Linked DNA regions of Homo sapiens: region 1 is linked to region 2. A link is an interaction called in ENCODE POLR2A ChIA-PET data of the cell type or tissue named here. Cell type or tissue: Panc1. All regions are shown on one strand. Each heading gives the region's core, and the rest is flanking DNA. Links, peaks and the distances in the headings are about the cores only. Region 1 overlaps HMG20A (high mobility group 20A). Region 2 overlaps PEAK1 (pseudopodium enriched atypical kinase 1).

Evidence for each region. ChIA-PET counts read pairs that join two places held together with the same protein. Peaks named below come from ENCODE experiments on the same cell type or tissue, not always from the same donor. Only the 100,000 strongest peaks of a DNase experiment are listed, where the experiment ranks them.
Region 1: POLR2A ChIA-PET joins it to region 2 with 13 read pairs; 4 of 35 experiments call an interaction of 5 or more read pairs at or near these places.

The regions. Positions count from the first base shown.
Region 1 is chr15:77,473,100-77,489,005 of GRCh38, reverse strand. It overlaps HMG20A (high mobility group 20A), which reads right to left. Exons shown (of 10, transcript NM_001304504.2): 7 at 11,376-11,451; 8 at 10,496-10,711; 9 at 9,685-9,827; 10 at 3,403-6,036. The coding sequence ends at 9,691. Among named protein-coding and RNA genes, the nearest start is that of HMG20A, 60 kb to the right of the region's middle. In Panc1, for the core only: no CTCF peak of the experiment used is centred there; a DNase peak (open chromatin) is centred at 6,225; H3K27ac peaks cover 1,562 bases.
Region 2 is chr15:77,400,377-77,416,282 of GRCh38, reverse strand. The region is part of intron 1 of PEAK1 (pseudopodium enriched atypical kinase 1); the gene reads left to right. Among named protein-coding and RNA genes, the nearest start is that of PEAK1, 12 kb to the left of the region's middle. RefSeq lists an enhancer at 1-617. In Panc1, for the core only: no CTCF peak of the experiment used is centred there; no DNase peak of the experiment used is centred there; H3K27ac peaks cover 749 bases.

The DNA.
Region 1 (15,906 bases), core at 2,575-10,574, 75 kb before region 2:
CTAAGGTCACGTAAGAGGAAAGCAGCAGAATCCAGACCTGAACCCAGCAGTGTTGTCCAATTTCAGAGGTAATAAAACAGTCATTGACTATCTTTATTGTGATCCCATGGTAAGAAACACATTTTACATTAAAAGTGTATGTAGACATATGACTGTATCTGAAGTGTAAGTTTCACAAAATAATACCCTTAACTACCTGTAGTGCATTCTGATAGTTTCTCATTTTAATTTTTAAAAATGTTTTTGACCAACTTACTGATTTAATGATCTATGAATGAATCAAAAGTGAACTTTGAAAAACTGCTTGTCTAAATTACAATTAATCCAAATGTTCTGACCTTCCAGCTACCTCAACCTCTACCAGACAAACTCTGATAGCTATCAGTTCAGATTTTCATATTTCATTTACATTCCAGATAAAGCCCTTATTAATTAGTTAAGATACTGATCCCCCACCCTGACTCAGATCTACTCTCTATTGCAAACTCTTTTGCACTTATGGAAAAAATATCTCATCAGGTAAGATTCAAATAACTTTTTCACTCTCTAAAAATTATTTGTCTCTATTAAAACTATTAATACAAGCTGCCCTATGTTAGAAATATTTATGTACAAGTCTGTCCTTCCCACTAGATTATCAGAAATTATGGAGGGCAGAAACCATGTTTTATAAACATCTTTGTATTCCCAAATAAAGGGTGAATTAAAGTGAAATGAAGAGAAGTTGGTATAAAAAACTCTGGCTCTTAAGTGTTGGATGGTGTGTGTGTGTGAGAGAGAGATTCAAATAAGAGAATCTCTTACACTGAATCTTACATATTCCCACATAAACATATAAGACATCCTCCCACTGATCTGGTGTTGCAGGTGGTTTATAAAAATCCTTCTATCTGGAAAATCTGCATTGGCCATGCACTTAATTTCCCAATGCCATTCTTATCTTCTTGTGGCTCCTCCTTTTGCATTTCACTAAGCTAAGAGAATTTACATTTCTACCTCTGGCAAAAGTTTCCCCCTGTAGACACATAGTCTTGTGAAAACTAAACTGAAATGGTTTCTGGATGAGCAGATGTACATTAACAATTTCACCTAGTCTGATTCTCAATCCTGATTTCTTTAATGGGCTGGCATATAAACTACTGCTTATATCCATAGATACTGAAGTATATATTTGAGTGCAGGCTATATATCAAAGGTAAACAAATAAAACAAAGAAAAAACCCCTGACTTGGAACTCTCAGTTGCAAGGCAGGAAATTCTTTCAGAGGGCAGGAAGTAGCTATGAGCTTTTCCGCTAAGCAATACTTCAATTTCCCCACCCTTAGGGAAAGCTTGTCCTGGTGTTGTTTCAATTCAGCAGATGCTGAGCAGTTAGAGAAAGGGAACAAACAACTAGGGGAAGTATTACCACCTGTTTATGTTGATTTTTACTAAACAAGACTGGCCACCAGCTGTTGTAGGGTAGGGGAAGAGCTAGATGGGAACAGGAAATGGCAACTCAGATGGAAGCCAGTTTTTGGCTTTCTGGCTCTCCGGGGGAAAAAAGTATCACGGAAGTACATGGTCATTCTCAAATGGCCAAGAGACAAAGGCAAGATAATGCACTCCATTCACTAGCATGGCGGGGTTGGGCTTAGAGTGCATAAATGAAGTCACACATAGTTATGAAATTAACATTAGTTGCCTACTCTATATTCATTTTCTCCTTCTTCCTTACTAAAACCTGTATTGTTGGGCACAGTGACGTCCATGCAAAAATGATATTTCTTGGCCTCCTTTATAGCTAGCTATAGTCACATGATTGAGTTCTGGCCAAATTAAGTGAAAGTGTTGAATACGATTTCCAGGAAGACTCTTTAGAGGGCCCTGACTCAGCTAGGTTTGCTCATTTTGTCCTTGCCCTCTTTTCCTCATGCTGCCAGGAATTTCAGAGTGATGGCTGATGGTCAAGTGGCTATTTTGGACCACGGGGTGACCTTGAGAAAGATCATGTTGTGGAACAGACAGGAGCCTCCATACTAGCCTTTAACTGCCCAACTTTGGCATAGTTTTCTATGAGAAAGACACACTTCTTATTTAAGCTGTTGCTAGTTCTGCTTAATGTAGAGCCAAACTCAATCCTAACTGAGATACCCTGATAGTTACTGGCAATCATGTAACAGATACTTCCTATCTTCCTGTCCTCCAAGGCAAGGTGGATTCTGTTACCTTACTCTATCCTTCTTACAATAGTACAGGATTGCTGAGGCACGTGTTATGTCAGAAGAGGAAACTGGAGTTGAAACAAATCAAGACTTGCCCAATGCCACACAAATGGCTACTTGGAGAGCAGCAGGCTCTGGAAACCAGGTTGCCTCACCCCTAGGATTTTTAAAAGCATAGTAGAAATAGGTGACAAATTTCCTTTAAAAATATTTTGATTAGTTATTTTCAAAAAGCAAGCATTTGGCTGGGCGTGGTGGCTCATGCCTGTAATCCCAGCACTTTGGGAGGCCGAGGCTGGTGGATCACAAGGTCAGGAGTTCAAGACCAGCCTGGCCAACATGGTGAAACCCTGTCTCTACTAAAAATACAAAAATTAGCTGGGCATGGTGGCGTGCACCTGTAATCCCAGCTACTCGGGAGGCTGAGGCAGGAGAATCGCTTGAAACTGGAAGGCGGAGTTTGCAGTGAGCGGAGATCGTGCCACTGCACTCCAGGCTGGGCAACAAGAGCAAAACTCCATCTCAAAAAAAAAAAAAAAAAAGCAAGCATTTAAGCACATCTCCTTTCTTCTATCAAATGATCTTCTATCAAGGGGACATCAGAGTCACTGACTTTAAAAACATCCTTGTAAGTTGTCTTCAGAATACTACTGCTATATTAAAATGAATTAGAATTCACTGTATTGTTACAGCATACATTAAAAGAGCTGACTTCTCAAACCGGTAAAGATACATTTTGAAGTAGCAATTAGTAAAATGAATGTGTTACTGTTTTAAAAGCATAACAGATGTCATGATTAATGTAGAGTTGACAAAGTCTTTAAGAGGAAAAAACAGAAATAGAACTTTTTTATTTATTTTTTATTTTTTTGAGACGGAGTCTCGCTCTGTTGCCAGGCTGGAGTGCAGTGGCACGATCTCGGCTCACTGCAACCTCCACCTCCCAAGTTCAAGTGATTCTCCTGCCTAAGCCTCCTGAGTAGCTGGGACTACAGGCTCATGCCACCATGCCCGGCTAATTTTTGTATTTTTAGTAGAGACGGGGTTTCACCAGGTTGGCCAGGATGGTCTCGATTTCTTGACCTCGTGATCTGCCTGCCTTGGCCTTCCAAAGTGTTGGGATTACAGGCATGAGCCACCGTGCCCGGCCAGAGGTAGGACTTTTTGTTACAAAGCAAGTAAAATTGAAACAGGTGAATTCAACGTAGAAAAGTTTTAATGAGACAAATGTCAAACAAGCACATCAACTTCTTAAAAAACAAAGAAAATCTGAAAGTTTAATTACAAAAACACTTATACAGAAAACTTGGCATTTCAACAGTTCCAAACACATGTACACAAGTTTTTTCTAAAATCAGTCAGAAATAAAATACCTTGTCTCCCTTTCCTCAGCTGCTTCTTGTATTTTAATTAAAAAGAAACAAAGAAATCTGTAACACTGAATAGGCAACAACTTATTTCTTGAGAACATAAAAGTACAGTAATATCTACAGGTGTACTGGGAAACATGAGTTAGGTATTGTGCTAGCCTGTAACTTCATTTACTGCCTCCTCACTGAGCACAGAGGAGAGAGGAGGTGGCACAGACCTGGTCTATAGATACTGACAGTTTTGTGGCATCTGAATCCCAGCCACCAGAGGCAGGTGAGTAGCTACTGGGAAAGACAGCATTTCAGAAGCAAGCTGCTTATTTTGTGAAAATGATTTCATACTGTAGGCTCTCTTGAAATCTCATGCATTCCTGAATATGCAAATGTTTCAAGTCACTGTCAAGTGTCCCATCTAGAGTCAGAAGAATGATGATCCTGGACCATGTTATGGCCTTTTCTGGTCACAAAAGCAGTGCTAGCAATGCTGCACAAAACTGAACACAAATGAGAAACAGAAATATGAGGAGGAAGGAAGACAGGACACAAAGCATCTGGCAGAAGGAAAAAACAAAACTCCAGAATGGGCTCTGGATGTCCTTCTGCCATAGACAGTGAGTTCTAGCTTGGGCTTTGCAGACAAGGAGTCTAAGAGAAGTGGCAGAAATAGCAGATGATGGCAGGGAAATAGGAAAATACAGAAGAGCAAGAGAACTGGCTAGGTTTATAGCAATAGATAATAATGGGGTCTTATTCTAAAAAATTGCCAAGTGATGGTATGTGGGTTTCAGCGCATGGATATTTGATATATGTTCATATAAGACATTTTAAAAACAGATTTTGTTGCTGTTGTTTTCCTTTGGACTAATAAAGAAAACAGGCAAGGAGATGCTGAGAAGACAGGATGGTGTAGCAACATGACAGGTAGTTCTGCCCTATGCCCTGACTTATGGGCATACTATGAGAGGGGCCGCACTTCTATCCACCTGCCTGCAGTGGTGTGGGGCCCAGACAACGGGCTCTGCTTGCTCTGCCTTTGGTTCCAAAGATCTCAGCTGTAACCTTTAGCCTTGTGCTCTGCAGTGTCAAAACAAAAACAAAAACAAAAACAATGAACAACCAAAAAACCCTGAGGTAAGAATCAGAACCTCTCTTTCCTTTTGCTGTTAAAGGAACCAGAAACTGCTAGGCGTGATGCTTGAGCCCAAGAGTTGTAGGCTGTAGTGTGCTATGATAGCATCTGTGAATAGCCACCGCACTCCAGCCTGGGCAACACAGGAAGACCTCATCTGTAAACAAAACAAAACAAAACAAAACAAACAAAAATGAACCAGAAAGTCCTCTTTACTTATGCTGTTAAAGAAAAAATCACTAAGGAGGGGGAAGGAAGGGAAGCCTGTCTTCCTCACATGGATTCAGCAGTTAATGGCTACAGAAGGAAGACAAAGGACATGAGAATTCTTCCTTGCTTTTTTTGTGAGCTCAAGTGACTATTTTGAATGATATTTCCACCTATCTAGATCTATGAATCATTACTCCTAAAGAAGACAGGAATTCCCTCAGTTTTCACTTACAATAAACTTAGGGCTTTGTACTCTTTCCCTTTCTCCTCTGTTTACAAGTGACCTTTTCCTCAGCAAAAATGCTCCACAAGACATTGTCAACAGATGGGAACAGAAGAGCCTTGCTGGGGCTGGGACTCCATGTCTGTGCAGGAGCAATGCTTAGAAAACAGCAGGCAGTACCAGTGAGGAAGGAAAGAGCATTCTCCTTTAGGGCAGCAATCACAAAGCCACACTGAGGGCTGGCACCCACTGAGCACCGTGTGGGGTAGGAAACACAGCCTTGCTCCACAGGGCACTGTCAGCAAGAAGCTCCTTTCTTTGGAGTCACAGCAGGGCAATGATGGGAGAAGACTGGGCCTGTCCAATGCAAGAAACTCTCCTTCAGAACCTTGCTGAGCAACCAGTTAGTCCAGAGGTCAGAAAATGGAGATGTATAAATTGGTGGGGGCCAAGGAAAGCAAAAATAACCCCCAGAGGCATTTAAAAAAGTGACAGCTAGGTAAGAAAACTGGAGCTCCACTGATAAAAGGGTCTAAGCGAAATTACAATGAAAAGTCTTCCTTTCTGCAGCAGCAGATGTCAGCATCCGGGTCACCTAGTAAGCTGAAGATATGCAGATCCACTTTAACAGAAATGGAAATGGTAGGAACCTGAAGACCCGGGAGAGTGGCTGTACACCTTCAAAGCTTCACATAAGGACAATTCCATAGGAAGCTCATATACATGTTGCTGCTCCCTCATTTGGCTTCCTGGGGTGATGGCCTTTCACTCACTGATAATTCTTTCACAAGCAAAGGGATCTGCACTCTTTCTCTGCCCCCACTCAGTTCAAATTTCCATGGATGGCTTCTCATTCCTCACAAGTAAAAACACTTATGGAACATCTTGGAGTTCTAAGACCTGTAGAATCAGGAAAACAAAACAAAACAAAAACAAAAACAAACAAGGAAAATAACACCAAGAAAGTAAGTATTGAATGGAAGGGGTTAGCGCTATGGATTTTAAAAATGCTTTGGTTTCATAAGCGTTAAAGTGAGTGCAGGGTGTATGTAAACTGAAGAACTCATAAAGCTGTAAGCAGGCAACCTCATTGAGATGTTTTACATAACATTTCAATGAGAAACATGGCCCTGTTCCAGTTCAGCAACAATGGGAGGTAGGAAAATCATCAGCTAAACACAGAAAAGCAACTATCAGGGACAAACCTGAGGAGGGAAAATGAGTACCCTACTTTAGTCTGAAGAATGTATGGTCAATCAAAACCAATTTTCTTCAAGTGTTAACTAAGGATATCTGCATGTATAGAGATGTATTATGTGCATATAATCAAGAACATTTCTCATATTAATAAAAATACAGTCACATAAGATTTTTTTTCCCTAAACTCAAACAGCCAAATATTATCATTGAAATCAGGCAACATATGCATTTTAATAGTTTATATAAGGTAGTCACCTTTCAACTTAAAATCACCCTCATGGCCTCCTCCTAGCTCCACTTGTCTCTAGGTACTACTCAGCTACAAGAAAGGTGACAGACAGGTAGGGTAATTCTTCCACTGTATATTTATCAAAATAATTTTAAAATGAGCTAAAATTCTATAACATTATAATTCCTGGATTACAATTTTTATCTGTTTACTTCCTATGTATCTTAATGCTCTATTTCAGGATTTTTTAGTGCTTTCCCCTTCCCCCATCCACCTCTTCCTTAGAGCAATGTTTTAGAAACCCAGTGAATGAGAGAGTTTAGATATCTGTGGTTCTAGTCTTGGATTCTGTACTCATCTACGCAGATATTTTCAAGCAAGATGTTTCTCCTCTCTGGGATTCAGTTTCTTCATATATAAAATGTTAGATTTCTAAAGGTCCCTAATATGCTCCTCTGAAACTTGTAGACCATTAGCTTCCCTTCACTCACTGGCTCCTGACAGTGGATGAAAACTTTGCCAAACTCTTGTCAGAGTAATTAATTGCATCATGAGTGCTGGGGACATCAGCCTCGCTGTCTGTACATATTTGTATAATGAGGCCAAACCAGTATTAATCACAGTCTTTGTAATTGTTTCCTTTGACAGTTTTGGGGGTGTGGGGAACCATCTATTGTTAGTTATGTTTGCATGGCTAGACTGTAAGAATCTGTAGTAATATAACAGTTCACACTTTTAGCTATTTTTTCAGGGGCAAAATATTTGTAGGTTAAAATCAAGGATAATAGTAATATTCTAAGTTTTCAAAGACTCATCAGAAAACAAATAATATAGTTTATACTCTTGAGATGAAAAAAGCTTTAGGAGAGTCTTACTGGCAAAATGCTCAAAATGGAAAACCACTTTTGGGTCAATACTTAATTAGCTGCCCTGTATCTATGTGAAGAGACACGATGTTATCAATTAATGTTTTCTTTCACAATCTTCCACACTGTTTCTCCCAGCTCTCACTTTTCAAGCCTACAAGAGTGCTAATTGAAAACACTGTACGAAAATGGGAAGGATGATGAGCTCCTGAATATCCCAGGCCTAGATTTACAAGCTGTTCCCTTCATAAGCAGCAGCAGTAATGCCACTTCTTTATTCTGCAGGGAGTCCAGCCATCTCTAAGAAGTACAGTCCATTCCATCTGGCTACTCCCTAGAAGGATAGTAATCCTTTCCCCATCAGAGCATGGCTGAGGCTAAAATATAATGCATTGCCTTGTACAGTTACCATCCAAGGGCATCACCAAGAAGTATAAAGACTTCTGCCTTTGTCTTTACTAGGCATTTATCTTTATATATGTTGCTCAAAGTCCAAACCAAACCAGAATATAAATTATGTATATGAGTGTGCTCATGTACTCACAGGACAAATAAAGATTCAAACCCATGACCATTCTAAGGAACATATCCTGCTGTTGACTCTTATTTTAGTATCCATATATGGCCACCTCATTGTAGAGTCTAATCTTAAAATTTCCACACAGTTTATATGTCTGCAGGTATGGAATAACTTAACCAATAGAGCAAAGGGATGCCAGTTTTGTGGGATGGCATAGTAAAGGGGTATCCTATCTCTAGGAATTTGAATGAATAAATACCAATTCCATTTGAGAAATGACCATTAGTACCAAAAAGTGTCATGGGTAGATCTCTTCTGGAAAAAAAAAAAAAAAAGGATACATACTACTGCTCATTTGTTGAACATATTTTTTAAAAACTTATTTTCTCTCTCTTTTTTGCTTATTGAGAATTTTATATTTTTATTTTGTTTTTTTTTTTTTTGAGACAGAATCTTGCTCTGTTACCCTGGCTAGAATACACTAGTGTGACCCTAGCTTACTGAAACCTGAACTCCTGGGATTAAGTGATCCTCCTGCCTCAGCCTCCTGAGTAGCTAGGACTATAGGTGTGCGCCATCATGCTCAGCTAATTTTTTTCATTTTTTTTTAAAGCAGGGGTCTCACTATTTTGCCCAAGCTGGTCTTGAACTCCTGGGCTCAGGCAATACTGCCTCAACCTCCCAAAGTGCTAGGACTACAGGTGTGAGCCACTGTGCCCCACCAAGAGTTTATTTATTTTTTATTTAAAAAAATTTTTGAGACAGTGTCTTGCTCTGTCACCCAGGCTGGCATGCAGTGGTCTGATAATGGCTCACTGCAGCCTCGCCTTGACCTTCTAAGCCCAAGTGATCCTCCCACTTTAGCCTCCCAAGCAGCTGGGACCACAAGCGCATACCACCATGCCTGGCTAATTTTTTGTATTTTTTGTAGATACGGGGTTTTGTCATGTTGCCCAGACTGGTCTTGAACCTGGACTCCAGCGATCTGCCTGCCTTGACCTCCCAAACTGCTAGGCTTACAGGTGTGAGCCATTGCACCTGGCTGAAGAGTTTATTTTTTAATCTATCAAAACCAGGGAGTTACCTGTTTGTATGGTGAGTCCACATCAACATTTAACAGACAACAGTCACTGTGTTATTGAGTGGTGAATATAAAAGCTTCCTACTTATGTAGGCTCACATACATACAATGTCTCACTGACTACTTCTAAATTATCATTAGTATTTTCCAGAGAAAAGGAAGATTAAAAATTAAGTTATATTTATTTTGTTCTGAGTGCTGTTTTGGGGATGATTTCTTCTAAGTTTCCCACTCACTTTTCAAAACCTTTTGGGAAACTAATGCCCAAGAATACAGCTAATAAGTGACAAAGCTAGAAATGAGGTCAAGCCACAAAAACCATGCTTTTCCCATTAAACCATTCTGAAGCAAGCATAAGAAAAAACTGTCTTGAGTCTGTTTTCTTTTATTTTTAGAGACAGGATCTCTCTGGACTTGAACTGCTGGGCTCAAGCAATCCTCCCACCTCAGCCTCCCAAGTAGCTGGGACTACAGTGATTCTCTTTTCTAATATTATTTACTACATTTAACAACCATGCAACAGGAATCTTAACCAAGTCTCCAACTTGTTCATCCAATGTAATCCCAGGGTTTTAGTAGTATTGATAAAGTCTGATGACATCTTATTTTTGATGATGTGCTGGCATATAAATATTTATCAGTGAGCACTCACCATTCCCTAACGATCGAGTCTGTTCACAACTTCTCGAACTGTAGCTATGAAGTTTTCATTGTCTTGGGGATTAGCTAAAATAATACTGTGCAGTCTGTTCATATATGAGTCAATGGTGTCCACTGTAGGTGTCTCTCCACTTCCTGAAGTGAGATAAGAAGAAAGTAAGAAAATCCTCCCTATTCAGTTGTACCATAAAACACAATTTCAAAGAAACAGTGATTCTAATGTGGTCTGCTCCACAGACATGCTTTTAATTTTAGAGGAGAGACTTTTAGATCTCAAAGAAATGAAATTAGTCCACATACTCTAAATAAACAGATGGGCTATATAATTGCTGTATAGTATATATGAGCAGCTGCATGTAACAGAAGGTTAGACTCGCTCAGCTTTCTGCTATGACTATCTTCAAAATGAAAGAGTATATAAGAAATACCAGTGTTCATTCTCCCTTCCTTCCCGTTAAAACAAAAACAACTAAAAAGCAAACAAACATACATAAGAAGAAACACTCTCAAGATTTACTACTCAGTTTCCAGTGTTCTGAATAGCAAATTAAGCTTAAAAGAGGGGAAAATAGATATTAAAATATAAATGGACAAAAATTTGAATGACCAGAGAGCCTGAAACATTGGACGATTTTAGCCAATACTGACATTCTATTATATCCAGAGAAGAAAAAATGTAGTTTAATTAATTTTCCTCTGGAGGAGATTTCAATCTCTCCACACCAGTACTAACATAAACAGCACCCCACTCCACACAACACACACACCCCTGTCACTGACAGTTCTCAGGCAGGAGGACTTACCAGGCAAGGGCATGCTGGCAAAGCTGCTGGTCAGCACCTGCCGCAGGGTCTCCAGGTGCTGCTGTAAGACTGTGTTGCGGCTCCGCTCCTGGATCACATCCACCTCCAGCTTCTCCACTGCTGTGCGCATGCTCTCCACGTGCTTTTGCAGGGCTGCATTCCTCTCCTCAAACTCCATGTTGGATTTGCGAAGCTGGCGGAGCTCTGCTTCCCGAGCTGAGGACATACATCCCACAGAACACATGCAGCACTAGAAGGAGTCTCTGAGGAGTCCCAATGACTCTTACAGGGAAGTTCTGCTTAGCTGCCTCTAATTTAGCTACCCCACCTCATCTCCCTATTCTCATTATGGCATTCCAGATAGCAATTTCAGCAATGAAACGCCTGACTCCCCAGAGCTATTTTAATTCTTAAAGCTAGTCACATTCCATACATAAGATTGCAACAAACAGTTTCAATTCCCAGTATTTTTTTGTTTGTTAGTTTTTGCTTTTTAAATTGTACAATCAGAAGCCTGAGGGGTTTTGCAGGGGGATCCTGGGAGACTGGCCAAGCACAGCTGTAGGTACCCATCTTTACCACAATGGGATCAGACTTGCTCTTACTTATTTTATATTTTGGACTCCCATGTAAGTTTTTATTTGTGCAAGGGGTTCCAGGCTAAGAGTTTGAAGACAAGTGAATTTGTGATTTGCATTTATTTCCTTTCATCCAGAGACCAAAGAAGCTTTGACAACAATGCCCTAGCTTTCCTTCACTGGTCTTTGAGTAGTCCTAAGGAGGGATAACACTACCATTGCTTTTGAGCAATGAATTTCTTCTGAGAACTAAGTCCCCTGTCAAAAATCTGAGAAACACAAAAAGAAACTTCAGTAATCACCTTTGCTATGGTTCAAGAATTCCTCTGTAAATATAGGGATGTCAAAAACAGACCGTTCCTTTACCTCTGTTTCTTTCTGTGAATCAAGAGGAACAAAACAGTTAATTCTTAATAGAAGATAAATTAAATAATAGTGCCTGAAGACAATGATCATGTCTTCTTTAAAGAAAGAATAGGGTGAGCAGGAATCAGTCCAGGTGAGTCTGTGAGGGAAATGTATTCATCTTTTCATTGGAATCCAACTTTCACAGAGCTTAAGCAGGTAAAGTATTCACTTCTCTCAGGTATACAACTACTGTGCAATTAGAAACCTTAAAACAAAGTTACGTAAATTTCCCTAATGGAGAATTTGAAGCCATTTCTTAGCCTTGTGTTTTGAATAGTCAACAGTATACAGTTGTGAAAGTGATTGCAGTGGGAATTGAGAAAGAGTAGTTTTTTTTCAGTCACTTTTGTTGGTTATGCATGTAAAATGCTCCCTGAGATAAGATTATGCAATATAAATTTGCAGAGTGGACAATAAGAATTTTAAGCAGAAATGTAACTGCTATGAGCAATAATTATGATATTCCATTGGTACTTCTATTTACTTAAGAGAGGCAGCCTATCTTTGGGGTCTTTTAGATTTTCTTTAGACACAGGAAAAATAAACAAACAAACACATGAGACCGAGAAATCAGAAATAACCAGGCTCTAAAAATTAGAAAGCAAACGATTATGTGAGATACAAAAGAATAACAAAGCCTAAAATTAATTCACCAATAAGCCATTAAAAATAAAAAAGCCTCACAAGATCATTGCAAAATATATTCCACAATGATCTTTAAGAATAAAGTCAATAACTCAAGATGCTTTGGCTGTCGTTTCTAAAATGAATTTGAAGTTGAAAGCATTGTGAATATTAATTTTAAGTGTGTTGGCATAATGTTCAAAATTTTCCATAACAAAGGTGGTAAAATGGCAGGAAGTGAGAAATGAAGAAACTGCTAGTGAAATCTTAAGATCCCAGGACCTTTATAACATGAAAAACATGCAAACATAATACCTAGATTTCATTCCTATAAACAATTGTTTAAAGCTAGACAGAATGTATCTTTCCTACTCTTGTCACCACTAGCTTTTTTTTTTTTTTTTTTTTTTTTTTCTGAGAGGGAGTCCCTCTCTGTTGCCCAGGGTGGAGTACAGTGGCACGATCTCAGCTCACTGCAACCTCTGTCTCCCAGGTTCAAGCAATTCTCCTGCCTCAGCCTCCCAAGTCACTGGGATTACAGGTGCCCACCACCATGCCTGGCTAATTTTCTGTATTTTTTTAGTAGAGACGGGGTTTCGCCATGTTGGCCAGGCTGGTCTTGAACTCCTGACCTCAGGTGATCCACCTGCCTTGGCCTCCCAAAGTGCTGGGATTACAGGCTTGAGCCACCGTGCCCAGCCTCCACTAGTTTTTTAAATCTTTGAACACAAAAATGACTTGGTGCCCAGTAGAAAAGCTAAGCAGTTCACAGCTTAAGAGGGAAATCTGACACCCGAGCTCCTGTATTCATAACGGTGGCCGCCTAGTAAGGGGGCTGGGCTGTGTGAACCACCTGCCAATGGCAGCTGAGCAAGAAAGACACTGAAAAGCTATGTAATTTCAGAGCACTTAATTTCTACTTGTATTTTTCTTCCTAACAAAAGAAAGCAAAGTTTCCCAGAATAATTTGAAAATGAACAACAAAATTATCAATCGAAAGTCCCAAGTTTCAACATGCAAAGCTCTACCTCGAGCCAGTTCCTAGGGGATTTCAATGGAAACTAATGTATGAACAAGAAAGGCTGGTTCCAGAAGGAATCTTAGCCATATTTCGCAGTGGCTTTCTCTCAAATTTGCTGGCTTCCCATATGCTTTAACTGTTACTGGGCTGCTGCAGGAAAACAAAACTTAATGACACACAATCCCAACATGCACAAGGCATAACAGATATAAACATAAGTCCACAGATGACAGCATAAAGACTTAGGACATTATCATCCTATCTTATTCAATCTCCAACTTAACTGCAGTTACATGAGATCAGTTACCTAAGCTATACGTCTCAATATCTGCCAGTTAGATGGGTAAAGTGGAGACGCTTGGCTCCCATTACCATGGTACAAAGATCCCTCTCCTCCAAAGTCTTGACTCTCCTCAGACTGGTAATCTTTTCTCTTCTTTGCCAGAGCAGTCCAAATCAAGCTAATTATGTAAGGGCAGAGGACAGCACCACATAGGTGCATTAACACACTGCCCCTTGGTACAGATTCTCAGAGCACAAAATAAGAAACATTAAAGCAATTCAATGAAACTGTTCAGTCTCTGAAAGGTAACAGAGAAATTCTACTTAATGGAAGAGTGGTAATAAAAACCATCAGCGCTCTTCCATTACTGAGCACATTTCACGGCATGGAGAGGATCCTTCTGGGGGCTTGGGTGTACTTAAGCTGCTCCAAGGATAGCTCAAAGGATTAAAATCATAAGGATCTGATTACCCTTTCACTGAAAGGGTCTAATTTGTTCAAGCTGAGTGTCATTCTGTCATTTCTCATAAATTAAAGGAGAAACAAAATTATTGTTTCTATCTTAGTTTTCACATGAGATATAGACACTTTCTTGAGAGTAATACTCGCTAACTCTTGGGTCTAGTGGGCTGGCTTTCGATTTGAGAGGAGCAAGAATATTCTTCACTTTGGTTTCCATTCTATATATTGAGTGGAGGTTAAGAGAAAAGAGGCCCTTTTGAACTGAACCTATTTTGCTGTGATCTAGGCTCAGGGCCAGAATTTCAAAGAGTGTGATATGTGCTTCTCTCAAGAGACTTTTACTTTGGGAAATGCTCTTAACATTGTGTACCAGCCTGAAGTGCCCCACTGCTATGCAGAATGGCTTTCAGGTCAGCATTTCTTTAGCTCTAATATGCCCTCTCCAGTACCTGCCTTGGTAACAATGACTTAGGGATCCAAGTTTCATTTAGGAATACAATAGGTTTCTTTACTATACACAAACCAAATAGTTTACTTAACTGGCAACACATTTTGCTGACACCTTGGGCAACGAGGCCCATTTTTACTTTCAACGCTGTAATTTATGCTATGTAGCATGGCACTGTGCTGTCAAGAATGTTAGACTATGACACAGAAGGCCTGGGTTTCTGTCACAATTCTGCCTCTAATTTAATTCAGTAAGTGATTCTGGGTAAATTCTTTCCATTCTATATACTGTCTTAGGCAAGTCACTTTCCTCACTGGCAAAATGAGGTGGTCAGTTGAGAGGATCACTGAGTCTCAGTGTTTTACTCCTCATAGGATAAGTAAAGGGAAATAAGTATGTATTTAGGATCTATGGTCTTTAGACACTGCAAGATATTTGCTCTTTTATTAAAAACTTACTCATACCTCTGCTCAAGCCATTTTACCCACCCTGAGATGCCCACAAAACCTAGGTCATTTTTAAGTCCTGATTCAATTACTCCTTTCCATGGGCTCCTTCTGCGGCTGCTTTTCACCCATAGTGCTATTTTTCTGAACTTCTATTATACTAAGAAGTTATATGTAAGAAAATTACTGGGTAACAGTGTTTAAAAACAGTTTTAAAACTTTCAAATCAGTTCTTTTATACTGCAATTGTTCTAAAATTATCTAATTTAGGAAACATATTATTCAGTGAAAAATAAAAATGGATGAAGTAAGGGACATTAATTGGGTCAACACGCTTACTAAAGGAGCTTTATCCTGCTGTGGCCATACCAACACATGGATTTACAGAACCTACTGTATAACCTTTTAAGAAACAACTGCTGGCTCTCCATCTACTCACTCCTTTTTTTTGTTTGGTTTAACATGTGTCTAATCCTGTAACAGGGAAATACAGAGACTCACTTCTTTTTGCAAATCACAGAAATTACAGAAATTCATATCACACTAATGTATCTGAATAAACACCTTCACTTCTCAAATAATCAGCAGCAGGTTCTATGATACAGACTAAATCTACATCTTTTCTGACTGCAACTATCAAGTTTACTGAAGACAAAAATGCTACATATAGTTTGGCCAGCAAAATTCATAGTGATGAAATGAGTCAGATGACTGACACCTATTCAGATGACTGACTAGAAAATGTGAGATCTAATGTTTCAGGTTACTGTCCAAATTCTCTTTGGTAACTGTTAAGGATAGAGAAGCTATAAAATAGAGAAAAAAAGAAGCACAGGAATTTCATGATATTGATAGCTGGGCACACAGGCAAAGAAAGAGAGAAGTAATTATACAAATGTCTGCTAATATGAAAAGTTTACAATATTATTATGATTTAAAATACAAAGAATACATACAAAGTTTCTCCAGCAAAACAACATAACATTTCATCCTAATTAGAGCATAGAATGTCATATATAATTACATTTATATAGGATTTATCTGAAGAATAAAATGTAAATATTTACTATGCTTCTCACTTTATAATTCATAGATGGTAATAACGTCTATTTGACCTGTGAATCTGAATCTTTTCTCTATG
Region 2 (15,906 bases), core at 5,143-13,142:
AGTAGATTGGGCAAGCAGCTGAAGAGAAGCCAACCATCTGTGCCAGACAGACCAAAGATGAAAAAAGGAAATAGAGATTTGTCATGGAAGCTGAGGGAGAATATTATTTCAAGGGCTAGGAGTGGTCAACACTGTATCCTGCCTCCAAAAGGAAAAGTAAGATAAAGACCTAATGAAGTCTCTGAGACTTGGTGATTAGGATGTCTTTTATAACTTCAGCTAGAGCACTTAGCTACATTGTAATGCATGGGGGTGGGTGTTGAAAAGTGAATGACAACTGTAAGTGTAGCTAATTGAGAGGGGTACAATGTTTTCAACAAAGGACTCTGAAGGAGTCTTTAAGCAGGGGGAGATACTTGGGATTTAGAGAATCTTGGACATTCTTAATGTGAGCCTGGAAAGAGCCACTGGAGAGGAGAAACTGAAGAAGAGTGTATATGTGTGTGTTTGGTGGGCGTGGGAGACTGGCTGGTGGATGGAGACAAGGATTTGAAGGTAATAAGGAATGGGATCCAGGGCGTAGGCAGAGAAGTTGGTCTTAAGTAGAAGGTAGTCTCACTTTTCCAGTGAGCAGAAAGGAAGGAGATGGATGGCAATGTAAATAAGTTTGTAACTGACAGGGCAGGAAGGAAGAGTTGATGACATGTCTTGTGTAATTTTTGATCATCTGCTAAGAGTGAAGGGAACGTGGTAGAATAGGAGTTTTTAAACAATGTATGTGAGGCCAAGTGCTGTGGCATGTGCCTGTAGTCCCATCTACTCAGTAGGCTGGGGCAGGAGGATCGCTTGAACCCAGAAGTTGAAGGCCAGCCTGGGCAACATAATGAGACCCTATCTCTTAAAAAACACACACACAAACAAAAAAGCCAGGTAAAATTAATCCACCCCTGTGAAAGGAATGGAAAAAAAGATAGTCTGTAGTTTATACATACTCTTTGTAAACGGCTTCCAAGGGAATGGCTAACAGTGGATGGGGTGGAGGTAAGGGAGAGAGAGGTAAACAGACACATGACTAGGAAACTGAAGAAGGATTGTTAGTTACATGACTAGGAAACTGAAGAAGGATTGTTAGTTAGCATTGAGGACCTGTTTATTTCAGATTGTAGACCTCACATTTGTAGCAGTACCAATTTTCGTGGTTGATTTTTCTCCAGCAGTGAGTGATCAGACTATCTGAAGAAACTATTTAATACTCTCAAGAACCTTATGAGTTATGTATTGTTACTGTTACTCTCCTTGTTTGTAAGATGAACAGCTTGGGTTTAAATTCTGCCCAGGCTGTTATCTGCTGCTTTGTAGATATCTGTTTGGTAGAGATATCTGAAGGACAGTTGGTTGAGGGAATTAATGATATTGAGTATTGTAGCTCTACTGAAGAACTATGGAGTCCTCCTGGATTATGAGCTGGAAGCCTGTAAGGAGGTGATCCAGTTGGGAGAAAATGAGGAGCATGAAATGCTAGAAGTCAGTGTGAAGCTGTAGAGCAAATGAAGAGCAAATAATACTAGCTTCTATTTGTGGAGTACCTCCTATGTGCTAGACACTTTAATACCTAATTCTGATCCTAACACTAACTCAACAATTTTGTTATTTACCTTATATTATTTCCTTTGTTCTCCTTCAGATGAAGAAACTGAGGATTAGAAAGGTTAAATAACATATTCAGACACACCCTGTCAAGTGATGGAACCAGGATTCAAAGCCCATTCTTTCTTGTCCAAACCATGTTCGTTTCAAGTCAGAGGATAAGATAGAAAATACAGTAATTGGGCCTGGCATAGTGGGTCATACCTGTAGTCCCAGCACTTTGGGAGGCCAAGGTGGGTTGAGGTCAGGACATTAAGATCAGCCTGGGCAAAATGGTGAAACCCCGTCGCTTACAAAAAAAAAAAAAAAATACAAAAAATTAGCTAGGCATGGTGGTGCACACCTGTAGTCCCACCTACTCAGGAGGCTGAGGTGGGAGGATCACTTGAGCCTGGGAGGTTCAATCTGCAGTGAACTGTGATTGTGCCACTGCACTCCAGCCTGGGTGACAGAGCAAGACCCTGTCTCAAAAAAAAAAAAAAAAAAAAGAAGGAAAGAAGGAAGGAAAGACAGAAGGAAAGGAAGGAAAGAGAAAGAAGGAAGGAAGGAAAGAAAGAAAAGAAAGAAAATGCAGGCTGGGTGTGGTGGCTTATTCCTGTAATCCCAGTACTATGGGAGGCTGAAGTGGGAAGATCGTCTGAGCCCAGGAGTTTAAGACCAGCCTAGGCGACATAGGGAGGCCTCATCTCTAAAAACTATAATAAATTAGCCGGGTGTGGTGGCATGTGCCTGTGGGCCTAGCTACTTAGGAGGCTGAGGTCAGAGGATCACTTGAGCCTGGATGGTAGAGGCTGTAGTGAGCCATGATTGCACCACTGCACCCCAGTCTGGGCAACAGAGTAAGACCCTGTCTCAAAGAAACAAACAGAAAAACTGCTGCTATATACTCTTCACCTGGGTTCCTCTAATGTTAACATCCTACATAACCATGGTGCATTTATCAAGCTAAGAAATTAGTATTGGTACGATGCTTCAACCAAGCTTCAAACTGCTTTAATATTTTACCAGTTTTTCTAGTATTCTTTTTCCATTCTGTTATCCAAACCTTGATATTGCATTGCTTTAGTTGTCTTCTTTGTCTCTCCCAATGTGTGGCAGTTTCTTGGTCTTTTCTTATCTTTTATAACCTTGACACAAGTATTTTGTAGAATGTTCTTCAGTTTAGGTTTGTCTGATGTTTTCTCATGATTAGATTGGGGTTATGGATTTTGGGGGAGAGTACTGCAAAGGTGAAGTGCCCCTATTATTTCATACAGGAGGTGCATGATATCAAATAATTTATCACTTGTGAGCACTCTGTTACGGTGGTTTCTGCTAGGTTTGTCCACTGTAAAGTTACTATTTTTCCTTTCCCATAGTCCGTGCACTAGAAACAGGTTGCTAAGTGTAGCCCACACTTAAAGGGATGGAAATTAAACTCCACTTCCTGGAGGGAGAAGTATAAAAGAATTTGTGGACATATATTAAAACCACCACAGTAATTGGTAAATATTTTGAGAGAGCTACTTTGAGGCTTTGCCAGTATCCTGTTTCTGCCCACTAATTTTAGCATTCATTAGTGGATCTTGCCTGCAGCAATTATTGCTGTGGCTTCTGAAGGTACTTTTTTAAATTTTCCTCATTCTTTCTACATTTATTAATTAGAATTCTTCTATAAGGAAGGTTTTCCCTTCTATCTAATCATTTATCTCAGTTCAAATTCATAGATATTTATTTTATTCTTAGTGTTAGAATTAAATGCTATCATTATTTTGTTGCTCAAATTATTCCAGTTTTGGCCCTTGGGATCTCTTTTAGGTCTACTTCTGTGTCTTTTTGGCATATTTCTATCCTTTTTTTATGCGTATGTACATGCACACTTCTTTATTCTCTGACACTACCACATGCTTCAGGTTCATCTTGTTTTTTTTTCCTACCTCAGCCCTAGAATCAATTATTTCTCTAAGGAACCTTGGTTCCTTTCATTGGAGGATGATATTTTGAAGCCAAGATCTGGATGCTAAGTGTGCTCATTGCTGTGGAGTATCATTGCTCCTAGACTTTCTCAGTGGAAAGAACTAGGAAATGCATGTATGTATACTAATCCACGTATCCATGTACAATTATGTAAAAATCTGTATTTCTGTATATAAAAATATAAATATACTGATTGTCTGTGACTCTAACTGGATATGTTTTGATACAGATAGATTTACTGATGGATTGGTTGTAGAATGTGAAAAGAAAAGAGTAATGGATCACTCCAAGGTTTTTGACTTGAGCAACTGGAAGGATAGAGTTGTCATTAATAGAAATGAGGAAGACTTGAGGACGGTGCAGAGCAGGTTTTTGGGGAGAGTTTAGGAGTTCTGTTCTAGACTGGTTAAGTTTTTGAGATGTCTAATAGACATGCTAAGTAATAGAGATATTAAGTCAGCAGTTGAACATGGGAATCTAGAGTTCAGAGAAGAATGGTCCAGGTTACATTTGGGACTTGTCAGTATAGATTAGATCACCTGAGGAGTGAGGGTAGCTAGAGAAGAGAAGAAATTTAAGGACTGGCCCATGGGGCATTCCAGTCAGAGAGATAAGGAGGAGCAGTTCCACATAATGATAAGGGCTGAGGTGTGGTTATAGGGTGGATTTCATATCATTAATAAACACTTAATACCTATTATTTGCAAGATACCAAGTTATGTTTGGGGTTAACATCACTCCCTCCATAAATTTATAAGACAAATTACAGACTTAAAAAGAGAATAGCAGTAGAAGGCCACATACCTGATAAAGATATAAAGTACTAGGGGCTGGGTGTGGTGGCTCATGCCTGTAATCTCAGCTCTTTTGGAGGATGAGGCGGGAGGATCACTTGAGGCCAGGAATTTGAGACCAGCCTGGGTAGTGAGACCCACCCCCAACCCCCATCTTTACAAAAAGTAAAAAAGTATTAGCTGGGTGTGCTGGCCCATGCCTGTTTTAGCTACTTAAGTGGCTGAGGCAGGAGGATTACTTGAGTCCAGAAGTTCAAGGCTGCAGTGAGCTATGATCGCACCACTGCTCTCTAGCCTAGGTGACATCGCAAGACTGTATTTAAAAAAAAAGGTATGAAGTACTAATGAAGCTTATTAGAGAATGTGGACATGAGAAACTATGAACTCAAATATGTGTCAGCTATATTTAAACACCGATGTAAGCATGTGTGCGTCAAGAAACTTGTCAAGGCTTTATGTACACACTAGTAATTATCAACCAGTAGAAGTTTCTCCATATGTTAACATTAGTTTCGGAGGTTGTTTCTGTTCTTACTTCCTTTCCATTATTAGGTCTTGGGTTGTTAATTGTGCCTGTAGTCATTGGCTATCAATTAAGCCACTCAGTGAACTGATGAGGAGTGTTTCTGCTGCCCTCGACTTTTTAATTTTTGGCTCTCTGCTACCTTTTCACAATCAATAGGATTTAACTTCAGACTGCATACAATCAAATGTTTCCATTTACAAGCAGGGTTGTAAATCAAGCAGGGTTGGCCTTACCATCTGCCGTGAATTTGCCCCACCTTTTTTTTTTTTTAACTATTTCTTTCACATGTGGTCTTAGACATTCACATTTATCATCTGGTTATTAAAGTCAAACCCAAAATAACAATTTTAGAATTTTAAAAATAATTACAACATGTAGCCTGGTAAACCAAAGTTTTAGTAAAACATTTTAATTTCAACCCCTTTGCATTAAAAATAGGTAGGCTTTCATTGCCAGCTGATAAGAGGTGGTAGTATGGCATGAGGCAGGCAAATAGCACCTATCTAGTAATTATTTAAGTGTCAGTCACTCTTCAGGAACTACAAGAAAAATAACAGGTGTATCTACTTTGTAGGATAGGGGGCAGGTAATTGCAGGATTCCATTCTTATTTCTACCTCCGAATAGTCGACAAAGCTATTATCCAGGTTTATGGACCAGTGTGTTGTATTTATTAGTTGTGAGAAATCTGAGCATATTTATATGCTGAGTGGAAAGAGCCAATGCATTGAGTGCAAAGACTGTATCTTATTAGCACAGTTCCTAACAAGTAGTGGATATTCAAATATTTGTTGAATGAAAGATTTCAATAAGGTACTTTACCCTTATAAAATTTAAGACATGAAGATTTATTTAGCTTGTTCAAGAAAGCTGAAGATATTAAAAATTTTCATTGTTTAAGTCAGAGTTAGTGTAAAACAAAATAAATCTGTAAGGTAACATCCTCATTTTAGGCCAAGCCAAACAAATCATACCACTTTGTAAAAACATGATCACAGACGGGTGCGATGGCTCACACCTGTAATCCCAGCATTTTGGGAGGCCAAGGCAGGCAGATCACCTGAGGTCGAGAGTTCGAGACCAGCCTGACCCACATGGAGAAAGCCCATCTGTACTAAAAATACAAAATTAGCTGGGCGTGGTGGCGCATGCCTGTAATCCCGGGAGGCTGAGGTAGGAGAATCACTTGGGAGGCTGAGGAGCTACTCAGGAGGCTGAGGCAGGAGAATAACTTGAACCTGGGAGGCAGAGGTTCCAGTGAGCCGAGATCATGGTGAGCCAAGATCGTGCCATTGCACTCCAGCCTGGGCAAAAAGAGCGAAACTCTGTCTAAAAAAAAAAAAAACACACACACACACCAAAAAACAAAACAAAACAAAAAAACCACGATTACTGTCTTTCAAGTAGCTCATAACCTGCCCTCCAAGAATAGTCAAGAATTCTAGTTCAGAAGTCACACTGCCTGGATTTGAATTTACCAGCTCAGCCACTTCCTGGCCATGTGACTTTATGTTAGTTTCTTAACTGTGCTTCAGTTTCCTCATTTGTAAAATAAGGATAATACTTGTACTTACTTTATGGGGTTGTGAGGTGAAATTAGAATATATGTCATGCATATATACAAGTGTTCAGTTTTTAACTGTTATTCTAAAAATGCTAAGAGGCTAGTATCTTAAGGTTTTTTATTTTCTCAAAATTGCATATGCTGAGTGTTAAAGGAAAACAAATCCCTCTGTGAACAAGAAAAAACACTGACAGAAAGTATACCACTATACTCATAATGATATGTTGAGACAGTGAGTAATGGGTTTTCTGCTTTTTGCCATCTCCATTTTTTCTTTTATTTGTTGAACAGATTTTTATTAAATGCTTAACTATGCGTCAAACACTGGGCTTTCATGAGCATGTTACTTTCTGAGAGTAAGCAACATTGTGGTTAAGAACATGGATTTGGGACCCAGACTGCCTGGAGCTGAATCTCATCTTTACCACTTGGGAAAATCACTTTCTTTCCTGGTGCCTTAGTTTTCTTATGTGTAAAATGGGGGAAGTGATAGCATCAACCTCAGAGGGTTTTTAATGAGCTCATATTTGAAAAGTACTTAAAATAATGCCTGAAGCATAGTATCATGTGTGTGCTAAATAATATAAAAGATGATAGAAATATTCCATTTAAAAATAAAGATTTTAATTTTCCCAGTACATTTATACTTTCACCCACATTGACAGGAGCACTTTTATTGTTTAAAGTTAGGGTCCCCTCTTAATTTTCAAAGTAGATTCAGTTTTGTTATCGCAAGGGAAGATGCCATGGTACCACTCTTAAATATTTTTGTGTTTGTTTGTTTTTGAGATGGGGTCTCACTCCGTTACTTAGGCTGGAGTGCAGTGGCATGATCATGGCTCACTGCAGACTTGACCTCCCGGGCTCAAACGATCCTCCCACCTAAGCCTCCTGAGTAACTGGGACCACAGGGGCATGCCACCACATCCGGCTAATTTTTAAAATTATTTTTTGGAGACAGTTTCCCTGTGTTGCCCAGGATGATTGCAAACTCCTGGGCTCAGGTGATCCTCCCGCCTCAGCCTCCCAAAGTGCTGTGATTGCAGGCATGAGCCATCACATCCTGCTTCAATTCTTAAATATTTTGGAATAATTAGTTGAATATTTCAAATGCTGAAAAACTGCCTTCTTTCTAGGCGTGCTACAATATTTGTAGATTTTATTTGAGTATGAAGTAGTTTTTTAATTGTGGAGGTTTGTGTGAAAGAAGAGTTAAGGCATTGGAGAAACAGTAGAAAATATCTTCTAATGCCAGTTCTCTACTTCATTTGAAAAACTGTTTCTGCAGCAGTATTCCTAGACTGTTTTTTTTTTTAAATTTTTATTTCATAGGTTTTCAGGGAACAGGTGGTGGTTGGTTACACAGATAAGTTCTTTAGTGGTGATTTCTGAGATTTTTGGTGCACCCATCGCCAAGCAGTGTACGCTGTACCCCATGTGTACCCCTCACCCCCCTCCCACCCTTCCCCCTGTGTCCCCAAAGTCCATTTTATCATTCTTATGCCTATGCATCCTCATAGCTTAGCTCCCACTTAGAAGTGAAAACTTGTAAGTTCTCAGGTTTTCCATTCCTGAGTTACTTCACTTAGAATAATGGTCTCCAATTCCATCCAGGTTGCTGCCACTGCCATTATTTTGTTCTTTTTTATGGCTGAGTAGTATTCCAGGGTGTGTGTGTGTGTGTGTGTGTGTGTGTGTGTGTATGTATATATGTGTATACATGTGTCTATATGTATATATGTGTATATATGTATATATGTGTGTGTATATATGTGTATATATGTATATATGTGTATCTATGCATGTATGTGTATATATGTATATATGTGTGTATATATGTGTATATGTGTACGTGTGTGTATGTGTATATATGTATATGTGTGTATATATGTGTATATATGTGTGTATATGTGTATATATGTGTGTATATATGTATATATGTGTATATATATGTGTATATATATATATATATATCATGCTTTATCTACTCGGGCATTTGAGCTGGCTCCATATTTTTTTGCAATTGCGAATTGTACTGCTATAAACATGCCTGTGCAAATGTCTTGTTCATATGATGACTTCTTTTCCTCTGGGTAGATACTCAGGAGTGGGATTTGCTGGGTCAAATGGTAAATCTACTTTTAGTTCTTTAAGGAATCTCCATACTGTTTTCCATAGTGGTTGTACTAATTTACATTCCCACCAGCAGTGTAAAAAGTGTTCCCTTTCACCACATCCGTGCCAATATCTAATATTTTTTGATTATGGCCATTCTTGCAGGAGTAAGGTGGTATTGCATTGTGGTTTTGATTTGCATTTCCCTGATTAGTGATGTTGAGCATTTTTTCATATGTTTGTTGGCCATTTGTATACCTTCTTTTGAGAATTGTCTTTTCATGTCCTTAGCCCACTTTTGATGGATTGTTTTTTTTCTTGCTGATTTGTTTGAGTTCCATGTAGATTCTGGATAGTAGTCTTTTGTCGGATGCATAGTTTGTGAAGATTTTCTCCCACCCTTTGGGTTGTCTATTTACTCTGCTGGTTATTTCGTTTGCTGTGCAGAAGCTTTTTAGTTTATTTAAGTTCCGCCTATTTATCTTTGTTTTTGTTGCACTTGCTTTTGGGTTCTTGGACATGAAGTCTTTGCCTAAGCCAATATCTAGAAGGGTTTTTCCGATGTTATCTTTTAGAATTTTTATCGTTTCAGGTCCTAGATGTACATCTTTGATTCATCTGGAGTTGATTTTTGTGTAAGGTGAGATGAGGATCCAGTTTCATTCTTCTACATGTGGCTAGCTAATTACCCCGCACCATTTGTTGAATAGGGTATCCTCTTTCCACTTTGTTTTTTGTTTGCTTTGTTGAAGATCAGTTGGCTGTAGTATTTGGCTTTATTTCTTGGTTCTCTGTTCTGTTCAAATTGGTCTACGTGCCTATTTTTACACCAGTACCAGGCTGTTTTGGTGACTGTAGCCTTACAGTATAGTTTGAAGTTGGGTAATGTGACACCTCCAGATTTGTTCTTTTTGCTTAGTCTTGCTTTGGCTATGTGAGCTCTTTTTTGGTTCCATATGAACTTTAGGATCATTTTTTCTATGAAGAATGATGGTGGTATTTTGATGGAAATTGCATTGAATTTGTTGATTGCTTTTGGCACTCTGGTCATTTTCACAATATTTATTCTGCCCATCCACAAGCATGGGATGTGTTTCCATTTGTGTCATCTGTGGTTTCTTTCAGCAGTGTTTTATAGTTTTCCTTGTAGAGGACTTTCACCTCCTTGGTTAGGTGTATTCCTAAGTATTTTATTTTGTTTTTTGCAGCTATTATAAAAGGGGTTGAGTTATTGATTTGATTCTCAGCTTGGCCGCTGTTGGTATATAGCAGTGCTACTGATTTGTGTACATTGATTTTGTATCCTGAAACATTACTGAATTCATTTATCAGACCTAGGAGCTTTTTGGATGAGTCTTTAGGGTTTTCCAGGTATATGATTATATCATCAGTGAGCAGTGACAGTTTCACTTCCTCTTTACCAATTTGGATGCCCTTTATTTCTTTCTCTTATCTGGTTGCTCTGGCTAGGCTAGGCTGTTTTTCATTTATTTGCCTTTTGGAATCTGGCTACATCCATACTGCTAAACCTCAAAACTAAAGACTTCAGGTAAACTGCTGGGTCTTAATTCAGCTATTGTTCCTGAAGTTAAAAGAGCTCGTTCGTTTCCAGATTCAGTGAGGAATGTATTATAATCTAAGAGTGATGAGAAAGACAAAAAACCTATAAAAATCTATTTTCTTCTATGCAGCATAACAGCAAATTTAAATGGTGTCTTATATATCTCTTCCCATACAAACGCAGCTTGTGAAATATTATCAGTGAGTATGTAAATCACACCATAAGCAGCATAGAAATAATTTGTAGATACAATGGTTTCTAATTTAGGGAGTTAGACCTCTGAATTCCTTAATTATTGACTTAGATTTTTAGGGAGTTAGACCTCTGAATTCCTTAATTATTGACTTAGATCTTATTCACATATTTTAAAATTAAATATATATAAATAAAATTTGAATCTCATAAATGCAACTTGTAGTTGTCAGTTGTGTAGCAAAAAATCTTGTCCCTAGGAATGGATATGTTTTGTATTCTTTTGTAAAAGGCAGTGGCAGGGCTTTATTAAGATGCGAATGCTGATCTTCTCTTATCTTCTATGGGCCTTCAGCGTCTGGATTTTTATGGGCTTGCTGTCTTACTAGGAGACTGACTCCTGCTATATGCAACGATTTCCCTCTAATTTTTTCTGTCCTTTTTGGCTAAAGATCTCAAGTGGAGTTTGATATTACATATTATACCACACATCTTTTAAAAATTAATAGCTTTTATGATAGGAATATAGTTCATTTTTGTTGTAGAAAAGTTGGAAAATGTAGAATAAGTAAAAAGGAGAAAATCTGTCATGCTACCATCCAGAGATAACTAGTGCTAATAATGTAACGCCCTTCTCCTCAGCCTTTTTGTGTATATATACATCTTATAATATCTAGTTGACCTCAGCCGGGCGTGGTGGCTCACGCCTGTAATCCCAGCACTTTGGGAGGCTGAGGCGGGCAGATCACGAGGTCAGAAGATCGAGACCATCCTGGCCAACATGATGAAACCCCATCCCTACTAAAACACAAAAACTTAGCCGGGTGTGGTGGCGTGCACCTGTAGTCCCAGCTACCTAGGAGGCTGAGGCAGGGGAATCGCTTGAACCCGGGAGGCGGAGGTTGCAGTGAGCCAAGATTGCACCACTGCACTCCAGCCTGCTGACAGAGCAAGACTCTGTCTCAAAAAAAAAAAAACAAAAAACTAATTGACCTTATACTACATATAATAGGGATGTAGTTTATGTATCAGTTATAATGAATGCAGTAAAGTGGTCACACTGTGAAAGGCATACAGGAGCTGAGACTGATTGAGGAGAGAGCAGATTTATGTTCACTGCAGGAATTGGCATTTTTCTTTTTTTCATATTGCTAAGTTACATTCGATAAGTTGAATACATATTGAAGCAGCAGTACCTTTAATAATCTGATAACCTGCTCTTTTTTTCTGATAATGTATCATAGACTTTATCATTAATAAATCCTACCTCCTACTTCTCCTATGATCATTCTCCAAATATATTAGTACAGCAGACTCTTTATAGTCTCGAAGAATATGTCTCAAATCTCTTGGGTATATCTTAAAGCAGTGCTGTCCAATAGAAATAGTGCAAACCACATATGTAGTTTCAAATTTTCTAGTAGCCACATTTAAAAAAGTACAAAAAAGCAGGTGAAATTAATTTTAATGATATATTTTATTCTAGTATAAATTGTATATTGCAACATGCCATCAATATAATCAATTATTGAGATATTTTACATTCTATTTTTTCTGTCTTCCAAATCCAATGTATATTTTCCACTTAAAGCACATTTCACTTCAGACTGGCTGCATTTCAGATGCTTCGTAGCCACAGGTGGCTAGTATTAGCACAGTCCTAGAACATGGAATTTCCCCCCAGAAGATGCAATAAAATATCACTTTGCAGGTATTCTGGAGAGGTGTATGAGAAGAAAACAGCAAAGCCAAGTTACACCATGGATCCTGAACACTCACTTTGGTGTCTCACAAGATGTTAAACCTTTGCCTCAATAAAATTAGGTATTTCTATATTTATGGACCTTCATGTCACACAAGTGTTAAATTTGTAGTTGTCTAAAGGCCTACTGGATATATTATTTGCAGTAACTCTCAGAATGGTCAGTAAAATTGATTCTATATTCTAAAGTTCTGTTTTTAACTACCAGGTACTATGCTCATTACCTGAGTGATAAAATAATCTGTACCAAACCCTTGTGACACGCAGTTTACCCATGCAACAAACTTGTAAATGTATCCCCTGAACCTAAAAGTTGGAAATTAAAAAAAGTCATTCTGTTTCTAAAATGAATTTGTGGCATTGTAATAAATATGTGGCATGGGCATAAAGGTTAGGGATATATTAGAATAGAATTGAATAAGCTTTTTTTTAAATTGAGTTTGTGGTCATGTGAAAAATATTCCTTAACATCTTACGCTTTATTTTGTTCCTGTAAGATGGAGATAATCCTGCCCTTTTTTCTTAATATGGTTTTGATTGTCAAATGAGATGAATGGAAACTAAAGGGGGATGTGTTTTATTCATCTTCATGTCCCCAGAACTTAGTATAGGGTATGATATATGAACATCCAATAAATATTAGACTCAGAGGCTGAATATATGTGAAAGAACTTTCTAAATAAATATGCTACCAGTGGAAGCTATTATTACTGTGCTTGATTTGTACTATTTCTTATTTAAGTTCTTTACTGGAATATGAGAACTCTTTAATAATTATTTACCCTTACAATCAATATGTAAGATTGCCTATCATGGTTGTATTTTTACTTACCCGTAATATTTTATTCATTATATCTTGGCTGTAAATAAATATATTTCTAAAAATATGTTACTATCTTATTTTAAAACATGTTTAGCACTTAAATGTCTCTGCTTTTCTTCAGAGTAAACAATTTGAAATCTTGTTGTTGGTATTGGGAGATAGACTTGACTGCTTTCACCATACCCAATCAGCAGTTTGAGAGACAAATACAATCTCATTGGAGGCCAAGATGATACAGGCAAAGTAGCAGTATTTTAAATCCTGTAATATGGTTCTAGTAACCAGAAAAGGCTCCAATTTAGAAAGGGTTTCTTATTTCTATAATGATGAGAGAAACTCCATCTTTTTCTTCTGCAATGGGATGCAACATTTCATCATTGCTTAGAGTGGAAGTATAACAAAATCATAATGCAAGAGCAAATAATGTCTACCCAGAACTGCATTTCAAAGTGATCTTCATGAAAACATAAGCTTTTTCTGGCCTCAGCTATGAGTTTCTGCAACTGCCCACTCACTGAGTCATCTGTAGCAATTGAAAGTTTAGATATTTCCCATTCGTTAGGGCATTTTTTTTTTCATACAACATGGCTTTTATCTATCCTGAATGAAGTAAGCAAGATTCATATAAAATGGCATGTGCAGTATGAAAGTCTGCTTTATTGTTTCCTGGGAATAAATGAGAACTTTAGAAAGCAGTTGAATATTATCAGTGTACTAGGAACCATTAACTAAACGATACACTATGGGAGTAGTTGGCACAGTTTTCTGTTTTCATTATATGCCCCCACTTTGTACCTTCATTCAAAACTGGAGCATATCTTTCATTATTTGATGACAGAAAGATAATCAGATTAAACTTGATTTTTTCTTTTTCTTCACATGATAATTATATACTAATAATTTTAACATGTAATATTTTAAATATTGAGAAAATATGGCACATTACTAAAAGATATGCAGTGACATTGAAGACCATTTGGCTAAATAAATGGGTGATATGTTGATTGAATGAAATAATTGGTCTCATTTAAAGAGGAGAAGAAGGAACTTGCCTCTTTTCCCTTGATTTATTCCCTTGATCTCCTTTTCTCCCCGATGTCTAGATATGCATTTTAAAGCAATTCTATTACTGAAAACCTTCTGCTTGTTTCTGTTCCATTCTGAATTTTACTGTTTGTTGTTGTACTTAGGCACAAGGGAAGAGGATTGAAATCTGGTCCCTTTTTTTTTTTTTTCCGAGGTGGAGTGTCCCTCTTGGCTCACTACAACCTCTGCCTCCCGGGTTGAAACAATTATCCCGTCTCAGCCACCATAGTAGCTGGGATTATAGGTGCATGCCTCTACGCCCAGTTAATCTTTGTATTTTTAGTAGAGCTGGGGTTTCACCATGTTGGCCAGGTTGGTCTTGAACTCCTTACCTCAGGTGATCTGCCCACGTTGGCCTCCCAAAGTGCTGGGATTACAGGTGTGAGCCACTGCGCCTGGCCCTCCTTTTCTTTAGTCTTGCTACTTCTGTATCTTGCTTCTGCCCATTCTTAGCATAGAAAATATAATAAAGCAAGATGTACCTAATGGCTACTTGTAATCATGTTGTAAATAATTTTTATTGGAACTTTAAAATTCCAATACAGATCAGCAAAAGCTCTCTAAGAAAGTAAAACTGGCACCTTTAATGTATACCAAATTGCATTTCATGCATTTGACATTATGCTCTGTGTTAATTTTGAGTTCTTTCGTGGCAATGTCCATTGAAGTTCTAATGAATAACATTCTGTGGAAAATACAAAGATATGTTTGTAGCTGATTTGGGAGTTTAATTGATCTATAAGCTACAATTTTTGTGTTGAGTTTTTTAAGAAACAAAAGAAATGTGATTTTAGGTGAGTATTGTTCTTCTTATACTCTTAAAAATTGTATTATGACTAGTGCAGATTGACTGTCATGGTGTCTGGTCCTTGGGTATCATTTCTAGGAAAATGTTGAAAGAACAAGAAAAAGTATTCTTAATTAGTGCTAAAATTAAACCACTGCTTAAATTGCCAGCAAATTAGACATCTATCAGGAAAGGAAATAGTATGTACAGCAAAAGCAAAGGAGAAGAAAAGTTGCTCATTTATATGGTGATTATTTTGGAGGTAGTAGTTTGCAGTTTGATGATATTATTGTGAACCATTAATCTGTAAGACACATTTATTATAAATGAGTTACAGGGTATGTGTGAAAGCAGTTTTTGTAGTATCCAGCCTACTTCTAGTGGGTAGAATGTGAGTTTTTAAAGTGTAAGAGTTTTTTCTTCTGATGTACCCCTTTTAAAATTTAAGATTTCTAAATTTATGCCATTTATTGTATATATTGGGTTTTGTTGGCTCTAAATGTTTTGTCAGTTATTCTGACATAAACAATACACAAGATTGTTATGTAGTGTTTGAAATAGTAAGGATCAAATGCAAAATCTTGATTATTTATCTCATTTTAGAGATTAGAAAAATGTTTTAAATTGAGCAAGTGATAGACGAATAATATCTCAGAAAAATTCAAACAATATATTGAAAAACAAGACAAATCTTCCTTCAATATTTTTCTATTTACCTTCCAGAGGTAATCATTGCAGTCAGCTATGATATCTTTCCAAGCACTGTAGTGTATATATGTAGTTTTATTTTGTGTCTGTATTTTTAATATATTGCATATGTTGTTTTACATTCTACCTCCTATCTCAATATTAAATATAGATGTTCCTCAACTTATAATGGGATTATGTCCTGATAAATTCATCCCCATGAGTTCAATTGTTTTAATTTTTAGATCCCACAAATAAGTGAGAGCATGCAAAGTTTGTCCTTCTCTGCTTGGCTTATTTCACATAACATAATGACCTCCATTTCCATCCATGTTGTTGCATATGTCAAGATCTCATTCTTTTTTATGGCTGTATAGTACTCCATTGTGTATATGTACCACATTTTCTTTATCCGTTTCTGTTGATGGACATAGGTTGCTTCCAAATCTTAGCTATTGTGAATAATG